Regions from separate parts of the Homo sapiens genome. Here region 2 is linked to region 1. A link is an interaction called in ENCODE POLR2A ChIA-PET data of the cell type or tissue named here. Cell type or tissue: Panc1. All regions are shown on one strand. Each heading gives the region's core, and the rest is flanking DNA. Links, peaks and the distances in the headings are about the cores only.

What was found. ChIA-PET counts read pairs that join two places held together with the same protein. Peaks named below come from ENCODE experiments on the same cell type or tissue, not always from the same donor. Only the 100,000 strongest peaks of a DNase experiment are listed, where the experiment ranks them.
Region 2: POLR2A ChIA-PET joins it to region 1 with 16 read pairs; 5 of 35 experiments call an interaction of 5 or more read pairs at or near these places.

What each region holds. Positions count from the first base shown.
Region 1 is chr1:46,069,388-46,073,387 of GRCh38, reverse strand. The region is part of intron 3 of P3R3URF-PIK3R3 (P3R3URF-PIK3R3 readthrough); the gene reads left to right. The region is part of intron 3 of PIK3R3 (phosphoinositide-3-kinase regulatory subunit 3); the gene reads left to right. Among named protein-coding and RNA genes, the nearest start is that of PIK3R3, 61 kb to the left of the region's middle. In Panc1, for the core only: no CTCF peak of the experiment used is centred there; no DNase peak of the experiment used is centred there.
Region 2 is chr1:46,181,577-46,188,931 of GRCh38, reverse strand. TSPAN1 (tetraspanin 1) reads right to left here. Exons shown (of 9, transcript NM_005727.4): 4 at 4,535-4,741; 5 at 4,264-4,338; 6 at 4,049-4,147; 7 at 3,817-3,972; 8 at 3,624-3,707; 9 at 2,970-3,446. The coding sequence ends at 3,399. It overlaps POMGNT1 (protein O-linked mannose N-acetylglucosaminyltransferase 1 (beta 1,2-)), which reads left to right. Exons shown (of 22, transcript NM_017739.4): 22 at 1-249. Among named protein-coding and RNA genes, the nearest start is that of P3R3URF-PIK3R3, 8.8 kb to the right of the region's middle. RefSeq lists an enhancer at 4,286-4,335. In Panc1, for the core only: no CTCF peak of the experiment used is centred there; no DNase peak of the experiment used is centred there; H3K27ac peaks cover 1,835 bases.

The sequences.
Region 1 (4,000 bases), core at 1-4,000:
CCATCATCCCTAAATGCCATGATTGCCCTTCTCTGTAGGCCGGACCTTAAAATGGAAACTGCAGTCACTCAATTGAAAAATTTAAATGCAATGGGAATAACTGGATTCCAGGGTAGCAGAGGCCAAGTGAAGGGACTCATTTGACAAAGGCAAGGTGGACATGGTTATCATAACAGACAGCAGAAGCAAAGCAACAGTCAGAATAGTCTGACTCATGTAGACCTGTGGCATTGACTAATTCACTGTATGGGCAGCTCACTGTCTATTTTCTTCTCCCTTCCCACCTAGTCTGTCTTGGCCTACTACAATTTAAATTATCTGAGGTTGGGGATTTTGTTTAATGATTGCTGTATCTCCAGTGTCTAGATTAGTGCCTGATACTGGGTAAGCATTAGAGAATGGATGCCTAATATATATATATATATATATTTATTTATATTTGTATTTTTGAGACAGGGTCTCTCTCTGTCACTCAGGCTAGAGTACAGTGATGTGATCATAGCTCACTGAAGCCTTGAGGCTCCTGCCTCAGCCTCCCGAGTGGCTGAGACTACAGGGGTGTGCCACCATGCCTGGTGGCTAATTTTGTAAAAATTTCTTTGTAGAGATGAGGTCTCACTATGTTGCCCAGGCTGGTCTCACGCTAAGGGTCTCAAGTGATCCTCCCACCTTGGCCTCCCCAGTCCTGGGATTACAGGCATGAGCCACCATGCCCAGCTTATAAATACTTATTTAATAGATGAATATGCTTCTTATTTATCTGGAAAATGGTTTTAATCCCACACTAAGTTGTGGAATTTCATTCCTTTTAAGGCTGAATAATAGTCTGCTATATGTATATACTACATTTTGTTTATCCATTTATCACTTGATAGCATTAGCAAGAATGTTTGAAAGTTTTCATGTATCTATCACAAGGTCTGACATACAGTAGGTGTTTGATAGGTGTTGAGTAAATGTTTGAATGAAAGAATTAATGAGAGAAAGACAGAGAGAAAGTTTCTCGCAGGAAATGACAGTTGAGCTAGGCCTTGATAGATTTTTGCAAGGCAGAAGAGTGATGATCTTAATTCAATTTAATAAATAGTTGCAACTTAGTGCTAATTACTCTGCAGGGTATCTAACAATGAGTTAAAACTTTTGTCTCTGGGAATGTATAATCTAGTGAGGACAAAGGGAATGAGAAAATGGCTTTGAGTGAAAGTTTAATAGCAGGAGAGTTTCACAAAATATGCTTTGGTGACTGAAAGGAGGAAAAGAGATATCTTTGTTAAGAGAATGTAGAAAACTGACCTTCACAGAAGAGATTACATTTGCAGAATATCTTGAAGGGGATAGGTTTGGACATGTAGAAAGTGGGAGGGGAGTAGCAGGAATAGATAACAATAGGAGCAAATATACGGAGGTGAGATTTTATAGCTGCTTTCTGTGAGATGTAGTCCTGTTTGGCTAAAAGATAAAGTTTGTGAAGAAGAAGTGGTAGGGGATAGGAGGTAGGAAAGGGGTCATGTTTAAGAGGGCCTTGAATTCCAAAACTTGGGAGTTTGTATTTAATGTATTTAATGTTGTAGGTAGGTGGGGAGAACCACTGCATTTTTTCGGCAGGGAAATTGTGATCAGGCGCGCGCTCTCTCTCTCTCTCTCTCTCTCTCTCTCTATATATATATATATATATTTTTTTTTTTTTTTTTGGAGACAGAGTCTTGCTCTGTTGCTCAGGCTAGAGTGTAATGGCGCGCAATCTTGGCTCATTGCAACCTCCGCCTCCCAGGTTCAAGTGATTCTCCTGCCTCAGCCTCCTGAGTCTGGGATTACAGTCGTGTGCCACCACGCCCAGCTAATTTTTGTATTTTTGGTAGAGGCAGGGTTTCACCATGTTGGCCAGGTTGGTCTTGAACTCCTGACCTCAGGTGATCTGCCCGCCTCGGCCTCCCAAAATGCTGGGATTATAGGCGTGAGCTACCGCGGGGATAGATGTTGACTTCTAGCTGCTCCAGAACCGCAAGGTAAAAATGTATCTAGGATATAGCTAGAAATTTAGGTTTAATGCTTAGGAGAGAGTACAGGACCAGAGAAAGAGTCAAGCTACCATATGCATAAATGGGATTTTTATGGAAAAAAATATATAAAATTTAAAAGGTGGAGGCTGAAGGCAAAATTTTTTTTTAGGGAATAACTAGGGTTGGAGGAGACAGGAAGAGTGGTTTGAGAGGTTGAAAGAAAATAATAATTTCATCAAAGTTATGGAAGGATGAAATATTAAGAAGGGAGAGAGTGAGGGAGAAGGAGGGCCTGGGATAAAGGAAGGGGACAGAGTCTGAATTTGTTCAAAGTCATTGGTGACTCTTAAATGAGAGGAATGAGAGTAAAACCAGACTGCAGAGAGTAGTAGGTAGTGAAGAAATAGAGATTTTTCAGTTCAATAGCTCTTATTTTTTAAATTGGTAAATAGTATTTGTTGTAGAAAATCTGGATACTTAACAAATCTTTAAGAATCTGCTATCTGCCAGGCATTGGACTAGGTGCTGAGATACAAGGAGGACTAGCATGACCTTCAGTTCCTTTCCTTCTCTCATCTCTGCTTAGAGTCCATGTACATTATTATTAAAATTACCCATGTGAATATATCCTTAACAAACTTGCTCCTCTCTTCCTCCAGTGTAGTCACCAGACTAAATTCCAACACGGTATTAAATTCAGTTCTCCACTTAGTCCTTCCCTATACTTGAGCTGCTGAATGTGGAGAAGGGGACGTGACCACATGGACTGGTTTCACATTAATTATGACCACTAACCTTAAGTGACCTTTAAAACTGCCCAGCTTAACTTCTGCATTTCCACAATGCATTCATCCTGCTTCCTCGTCAGTTTCGTAAATGACAATTTCACATGTTCTTTTTTTCTCTTTTAAAGGACAGCCTTTCTTCCCACTTTTAACTATAGAACTTGCTTTTAATTTCACTGATATATGGACACAGTCAGACGAGAACTCCTTCATGCTCCTATTACCACAGCTATCAACATATTTACACATTAATGTGAATAGTCTGCCGCTTTTCTGTTCCAGTGGATGACTGTTCATGTCCTTGTCCAGGGTCTGCTTCTCTGTTTGTAGACTGGATCCCATCCCATCCCTCTAATCTACTCAAGGACATCACTCTAGGAATAATCTTGTCCTCTTTGTTGGATCAACAATTTTTGTCTATTGAGTCATTCCCATCAGCATATAAATATACTCTATTATCTCCCATTTAAGAATAGTAAATAATTGACCCTATATCTCTTTCTAGATACTTCCCTATTTCTCTGCCCTTATTTATAGCAGTGTTCCTCGAGACACTTGTCTATGGGCATTTCTATCTTCTTTCATTTTCTTGAATCCATTCCAGTCAGGGTTCTATCCTTACCATTTCACTGAAACCATTTAGTCAGTTCATTTAGTGCTATCTACTTTGCCAAACCTAATTATCATTGGACTTGGTTGATAATTTCCTCTTTGTTGAAGTGCTTTTGTACGTATTGGTTTTTAGGATATCACACTCTTAGTTCTCCTCTCACTTCATTAATTGCTCCCTTTTGGTTTCCTTTGCTGATTCTTCCTTCCATGTCTCTGACCACCAAACATTGGCATACCCCAGTGCTTAGGCCTTGGACCTCTTTTTCTGTCCAGCTATGCTCACCATCAAATAACATACATCGGCTGGTAACTCCTGAATTTCTATCTTTAGCCCAGACCTTTCTCCTGAACTTTAGATTCTTTAAGTAGCCTGCTGGATCATCTGCTTTTGAATGTTTAGGAGGCATCTCAAACTTAAAGTGTCTAAAACCAAACTTTTTCCCCCTTTAAACATATTCTTTTTTTTTTTTTTGAGATGGCATCTTACTCTGTACCCCTGGCTGGAGTGCAGTGGCGTGATCTCGGCTCACTGCAACCTCTGCCTCCTGGATTCAAGCAATTCTTCTGCCTCAGGCTCCTGAATAGCTGGGATTACAGGTGCCC
Region 2 (7,355 bases), core at 1-4,000, 120 kb before region 1:
AACAGGCCGAACCTGGAGGGCCTGGATTTCTTTTTGGGCTGGAATGCTGCCCTGAGGGTGGGGCTGGCTCTTACTCAGGAAACTGCTGTGCCCAACCCATGGACAGGCCCAGCTGGGGCCCACATGCTGACACAGACTCACTCAGAGACCCTTAGACACTGGACCAGGCCTCCTCTCAGCCTTCTCTTTGTCCAGATTTCCAAAGCTGGATAAGTTGGTCATTGATTAAAAAAGGAGAAGCCCTCTGGGGATGTCTTGTGATTGTGATTTTGTGTGTCAGGGGGGTGCTGGAGGGAAGTGGTGGAGAGAATACTTGTGTTGGATGGTGAGTTTTCCTTACTGTCCTCCACAGAGTTTATCTTCCATTTGGGGCCATTTGGCCACCAGGGGATGCCTGAGTCTCAAACTCCAAGGTTTTTCCCCAACTCTACCCTAGGACAGCTTGACTTTAGCCCCGCCCTACTTGAGGCTTGGAGCAGCCACCCTACCTCTTCCCCACCGTTTAACCACCAGCCGGGTTCCTGCTTATCTTGCCTGGGCCGGGCACCTGTCCCCAGAGACAGAGCAGGAGAGAACAAAAAGGGATACTGGGGAGTTGGAAGAGGAAATGAGAGAGCAGGTGTGCATAGTAGGGGTGGGAAGGAAGTGGATGGGACAGGACTGGGCAGGCATCATTCAAGAGACGGGCTAGGGTGCAGATGGAGATGTAGGAGCAAGGGTGTCTATGGCCCTTAGAGCACTTTGCTATTCAGAATTCTCTATCTGGGCATTTTTGTGGAGAAATGGGTCATGGTCTTCATCAGATTCTCACATAGCCAGTAACCCAAAGAGGTTAGGAAGATCTAAGTTAGTCATAGGGGCACCAGAAAATGGATGGGATTGTCCAGAGGGAGTGAATGAGAAAGCCTACGGCAGGGAAAAGAACATTTAAGGGATCTGTGAAGGGCCTAATGTCAGGAGGATGAGTGTGGAGCACCTCTTCAGAAAGGGTCTGCCTGCCTCTGTACAAGTACAGAACTCCAGCTGGAACTCCAGCCCTCCTGCCTGCTCTCTGCCCTGCCTCTTTCACAGGTGCTTGGAGCCCAACTCGGTGACAGCATGGGTGGTATGTCGCTTGGACATATCTCGCCACCCTGACGCCTTCAGTGTTTGTTGGAGCTGGATATAGTGCCTGAGGTGGCACAACAGCCAGGTTGAGCAGCAATTAGCCCATGATGAGGTAGAGGCCCGCCCTGGGCAAACAAATCCCATGCAGCCTCCACACAGGCACACGGCAGAGGAGAAGTGTGAGAGGCACAGTATGGTGGTGAAGGGGTGAGGCAGGCTAGCTCCTCCCCCTGTCCCGCACCCTAGCAGGCTCCTGGTCTGGCCCTCACAGACCAGCTCTAAGGCACTGTTTGGTTCTGGCCAGGTCCCTCTTCCTTTCTGGGCTCAGCAAGGGGGTGGTGGTTCTGGGCTGCCCTGGAAAAGCTCAGGAAGAGAGTTACAGGGGTCAAAGGGAAGTAAGGAGGGGGACTGGTTTGTTAGGCTGGGCTTTGCTTGGTAGCAGACACTGTACCCTCTTGCCATAGCCTCCCTCAGGCCTCTCACTCCTGGCTCAACAGTGATCAGGTCTATATCAGACATTCTGGCCAGCTGCCCCTTCAAGTGGAACTAGTACCATGTCAGCCAGGACTACACCAGGTGCTGGAGTTCTGGGCCCAAATCTAGGCTGAGCTCTTCACAGAAGCCTGTGGGACTGGGGCAAGTATCTTGGCCTTTCCGATCCCTAGTTTCCTACCTGGAGCATAGGGATAGTTAGGGCTAAAGAAGAGATGAGGTCTAGGTCAGGTGAGGTGGCTCACGCCTGTAATCCCAGCTCTTTGGGAGGCTGAGGCATGTGGATCACCTGAGGTCAGGAGTTCGAGACCAGCCTGGCCAACATGGTGAAACCCTGTCTCTACTAAAAATATAAAAAGTTAGCCGGGCGTGGCCGGGCACGGTGGCTCATGCCTGTAATCCCAGCACTTTGGGAGGCCGAGGTGAGTGGATCACGAGGTCAGGAGATCAAGACCATCCTGGCTAACACAGTGAAACCCCGTCTCTACTAAAAATTCAAAAAATTACCCGGGCGAGGTGGCGGGCGCCTGTAGTGCCAGCTACTCGGGAGGCTGAGGCAGGAGAATGGCGTGAACCCCAGGGGGCGGAGCCTGCAGTGAGCCGAGATCGCGCCACTGCACTCCAGCCTGGGCGACAGCGAGACTCTCTCAAAAAAAAAAAAAAAAAAACACAAAAATTAGCCGGGCATGGTGGCAGGTGCCTGTAATCCCAGCTACTCAGGAGGCTGAGGCAGGAGAACTGCTTGAACCCGGAGGCAGAGTCCGCAGTGAGCCGAGATCACACCATTGCACTCCAGCCTGGGCAACAAGAGCGAAACTCTGTCCCAAAAAAAAAAAAAAAAAAAGAAAAGAAAAGAAAAAGAGGTGAGGTCTGAAGAACACCAGGTAGGCCAGCAGCAACGAAAAAATGAAGTGCTTGCTGAGATCCCAGAAGCAGGGACAGATCTGGGGTTTTGCCTGAGTGGGAAAGGCAGGCAGCCTGGACCCTAGGAAGGGGGCTCCTGAAGGGCTTCCCAGAACCTAAGGAGTGACCCTTTCCCATTGCCCTGGTAAGAATTCGTCACAAGCTTGTTATTTTCATAGCTTTCCAGTCCAGTGCCCCTACCCAGGAGGGGGTAGTTTCAGTCCAAAGTTCTCCCCTTTATAAGGAGGCAGACTGGCCTAACCCAACTGTACTTCTTCATGCCCTCTCAGCCATCCCTCTTAGTTTCCCTCCAAGGCCTGGAACCCAAATGAAGGGGAGAAATAACCACTTCTGACCCCCAACCCCACCCTACTTCCCTCCTTTCCAGGGCCTTCTGAGTTGGCAGCCCCACAGGAATCCGTGGCCAGTTTAGGCCCCTCTCCCCAAGGATACATGAAGAGTCCAACTGGCAACATTGTAACAGGTTTATGCATTTTGAAGTGCCTTCTACACATCCACCCAGAGGCTCTGCTGATTTCACTTATGCCCAGGCTATAAAATGCCTTTCTCTCATCCCCCAGTAGAGCACTGGGATCACCACTAGGCCTAGGGGGCATATCAAGGGTTTAATAGACTGGGGGAATGGGCAACAGAACTGGCTACCTTAGAGGCTCTGGAATGCCCCCCACCCATCCACCCACCAATGGAAGGAAAGTCAGGCATCGCCTAAAAGGAGTGGTCCCTATCTAGCCCCAAGTCTGGAGCAGAAAGGGCAGGTCCATTCTGGCCCAAGTGACATTGTTAGATCCTGTCCCCTCCCCCAATCACTGCTGCTTGCCAGGGTGCCTCTTCACAGTTCCCATGTGGCAGCAGTAGTGGCAGAGGCAGAAGTGGACTTATTGTAGATTGCAGTACAGATACATGGACACAATCATGGCAGCCAGCTGGAGAGGGAGGAACAGGGAGAGATGAGGGAACATGATAGGGATCCTGAAGCCTGTCCCACAGACACCCTACCTGAGGCCCAGTTAGAAGTCTGTTTCCTCCAGAGAGGCCTCAGATGGGTTGAGCAGCCCTGGTCTCATGCCCATGTCCCAGTCCCAGCCTCCTCATCTGCTTACCTCGAGGCCCCCAATTCCAGCTGCCACACCACCCACGGTGACTGCATTAGTTCGGATGTCATACAAAAGCTGATTGAAGCAACCCTTCAGGAAGAGAAAAGAGCATTTATAGTTGGCAGCTGCCCTACTCCCATCCCCGTTTGCCACTCTGAGGCCATGAAAACAGTCCCCACCCACTCATGCCAGCCCACACCTCTACTTTTTGGTCGTGAGCCTTTTGCTTGGTGCAGGTTTCATTGGCTGTGTTGGTGACGTTGTCATTGCAACAGAATGGGGGAAAGGCACTGTTCTCTTTGAAGTAGGGTGAGTCCTCAAAATCCGTATAGTTGGTGAAGCCACAGCACTTGAGCTGGAGACAAGATGAGGGTGGAGGTGGGGCCTTGCTTCTTTCTCTCCACCCTAAAACCTCCCCCAGCCAACCTTACCCCTTTCATGGTGGTGTTCCACACTTGAGTGAAGTCTTCCTGGGAACCATAATCTTTCTTGATGGCAGGCACTACCAGCAACGTCAGGAAGTGCTCAGCCTGGGTGAGGCAGGCCAGTGTTTAGGGGCTGGTACAGAAGGTGGCCATTCACAGGCCACAGCCCACTCCCAGGGTTTTGCCCAATCTTCTTCCCTTCCTCCATCCCAGTGTCTCACCATTGTGGTGTACACCAAGGCGACCACAGCAGCTGCAACCTCAGCAATGAAGATGAGGAGGAGGATGAAGAAGAACTGAGTGGGGAACAGGGGTCTGGGTTTTAGGGAGAGACAGTCCCTCATGCCCTCCTTGCCCTAATCCCCCCCCCGGAAAAGTGAGACAGAAGCCTGAGCCTAGGGGGGTCCAAAGCAGGGTTTGGGAATCCCAGGGCCTGGTGTCAAGGGCGAGGGGACTCTTGGTCATCAGCCTGTGGAGCTGGGTTTCACACACCGTCACGAGGGCACACTTGCTCTCAGTCTTAGCACCATAGCAGCCCAGGAAACCAAGAGCAAAGACCACAACGCCGGCTGCGATGAGGAAGTAGCCCACGTTGACAAACTGCATGGCACTGGACGACAGTGGCCCGAAGATCTTCAGAAAGGATGCCCCATCGATTGACACCCAGATGCCCACTGCCAACAGGGCTGCACCACACAGCTGGGGAGAGAGAGGTCAGGCAGGCCTTAAACAGTGCTGGCAAGTAGCTTACTACCACACAGCTGAGTAAGAAGGATGGGAGCCGAGAAACTTCCCTCTTTATTGGCTAGGGAGTCTAAAACCTCATCCTGTAAGGAGGGAAACATCCTCTAGAGCCAGAAAAATGGGAGCTGGGATATGCATAGCTAGGACCAGGCTGCACACCTGGGCAGATATAAAGGAGATCAGGGGTTCTAGAAATATCCTCAGGGTGGGCAGAGGGGCAAGACTTTCCCTCACTGCTGCCAGGGTCCTGCCACATAGCTAGGATTGAAAACAGGCAGGTGAGGGCCCAGCCTCCTATTTCCTTTCTGGGCTATGGGTGCCTAGAACACCTCTGTCCTCTGATAGGTGGAGACGGGGGTGGTAGCAGAACAGGCTCAATAGTCACCATAGTAATGGAGGCGAGGCTGAGGTTCCACCTGCTGGCAACCTTGGAGAGGGAGGAGGTTGAGAAGGTTCACCCACCTGAGGCCCCATTTGGCTCCCCTCCAGAATCCAACTTCAGGCCCGCCCCTCATGTAGACAAGACCTCCTTGCCTCACAAGAGGAAAGTGAGGTACCAGTGGGAATACAGCCAGAGCTTCTCTTAAAGGCTGTCTAGCTCAACTCCAAACCTCAGGGGGAATTCTGAGGCCTAGATTGAGGAGGGCCCTGCGCAGTTCCCACAGATCTTAGAGGAAAGCCTCCCGGCCCAGGGCTTCAGTGGATGAATCAGCCTGACACCACCTTGGTGACTAGTCCTCACTTGCCAGCTATAAAAACTGAGGCTAGAACGGGAAGTGAGGTGGCAGATTGTGGCTGGATTCCAGGCATGTTTGCCCAAGGACAGAAAGCTGGACTTCTAGCCTGCAGGGTCAAATTTCATGGAGCTGGAGGTCTGCCCTATCCTGCTTTGCCCAGCCTGGCAAGGTCTGGGTAACAGAGGCCAGAAATCAAACCGGATTTGCCTTTAACCCTCTCAGGGCAGAGCCTCTCCTGTCCAAATCCCTGGAATCCTATTGCTTCCTCCAGATACAGGGATAAAGACTAGTTCAGGACTGGCACAGTGGCTCATGCCTGTAATCCCCGCACTTTGGGAGGCAGAGGTGGGAGAATCACTTAAGTCCAGGAGTTCGAGACCAGCCTGGGCAATATAGTGAGACCGCCTCTACAAAAAAAATTTTTTTTAATTAGCTGAGCATGGTGGCACACTCCTGTAGTCCTAGATACTCAGGAGGCTGAGTGAGGTAGGGGAATCCCTTGAGCCCAGGAGGTTGACGCTGCAGTAAGCCATGATCATGCCACTGCACTCCAGCTTTGGTGACAAAGCAAGATCCTGTCTCAAAGAAACAAACAACAACAACAACAACAACAAAAACACAAGTTCCCTGCAGCCGAAGGAAGCCCAAGGCACAGACCACATCAGAACTAGAGAGTCTACCCACGCTTCTAAACTAATCAATACATACATAAACTCTGTCGCCCAGGCTGGAGTGCAGTGGTGTGATCTTGGCTCACTGCAACCTCCGCCTCCTGGGTTCAAGTGATTGTCCTTCCTCAGCCTCCCAAGTAGCTGGGATTACAGGCATGCGCCACCACATCCAGCTAATTTTTGTATTTTTAGTAGAGACGGGGTTTCACCATATTGGCCAGGCTGGTCTCGAACTCCTGAGCTCAACTAATCTGCCCGCCTCAGCTTCCCAGAGTGCTGGGATTACAGTTGTGAGCTACTGCACCTGGCCCACTTCCTCACTTTCACTTACACTAACCTACTCTAATGTGGTTAGTGTACTACTCTCCTTGTTTTCCTCTCCCCCTCCCACTGCTCCTTCTCCATCTCCTTCACAGTGGCTTTTTTTTTTTTTGCTTATCCCTAATAAATTGGGTTTCCCAGAGTTCACTTTCCAAGTGTTCTCATCCACTCCCATGGCTTCAGTGGCTACCTGTGCGCACATGATTTTCAAATACCCATGGCCAGCTCCAATCTGAGCTGCACCTCCACTGGGTACACATCTGCTAGTGGGACACCCCTTCCCACAAACCAGGCCCCACCCCCTGCCATCTGGGTTGCTCATGCCAGAGATATGGGCGTCATCTCCAAGACCTCTGTCTCCCTTGCCCCTTCTTCTACCCCTCAGCCATCATCCTAGAGCTTTGTCCTTTGTCCACTTTGTCCGTTTCTCCCTATCTCCACCACCATCTCCAGGATTTACGCCTCATGGCTCAGCTTCTCAAACATGCCCTATGCAATCTGTTTCTGGTTTTCTGAACGATATCAAGTTTCACTACTTCTGGCCCTTTATGCATGCTTTATAACTCCCCCACCAAGTGCAATTTCCCAGCTTCAGCTATTTCCTCCAGGAAGTATTCTCCAACCAGGCTGAGTTCAGGCTCCCATAACCTCCGTCCTAAGCCCAAACACACTGTGTTGTTATTATCTGCCTATCTGGCTTATCGGAGCTGAGATCCTTCAGGGCAGAGAAAGGCTTTGCTTACCTGCCACCCCAGCACCCATCATGGTATCCTAGACAATGAATGTTTGTCGAATGAATAAGGACTGTTGCTCTGATGAGAGGTAGGCCCTCCCTCCTTT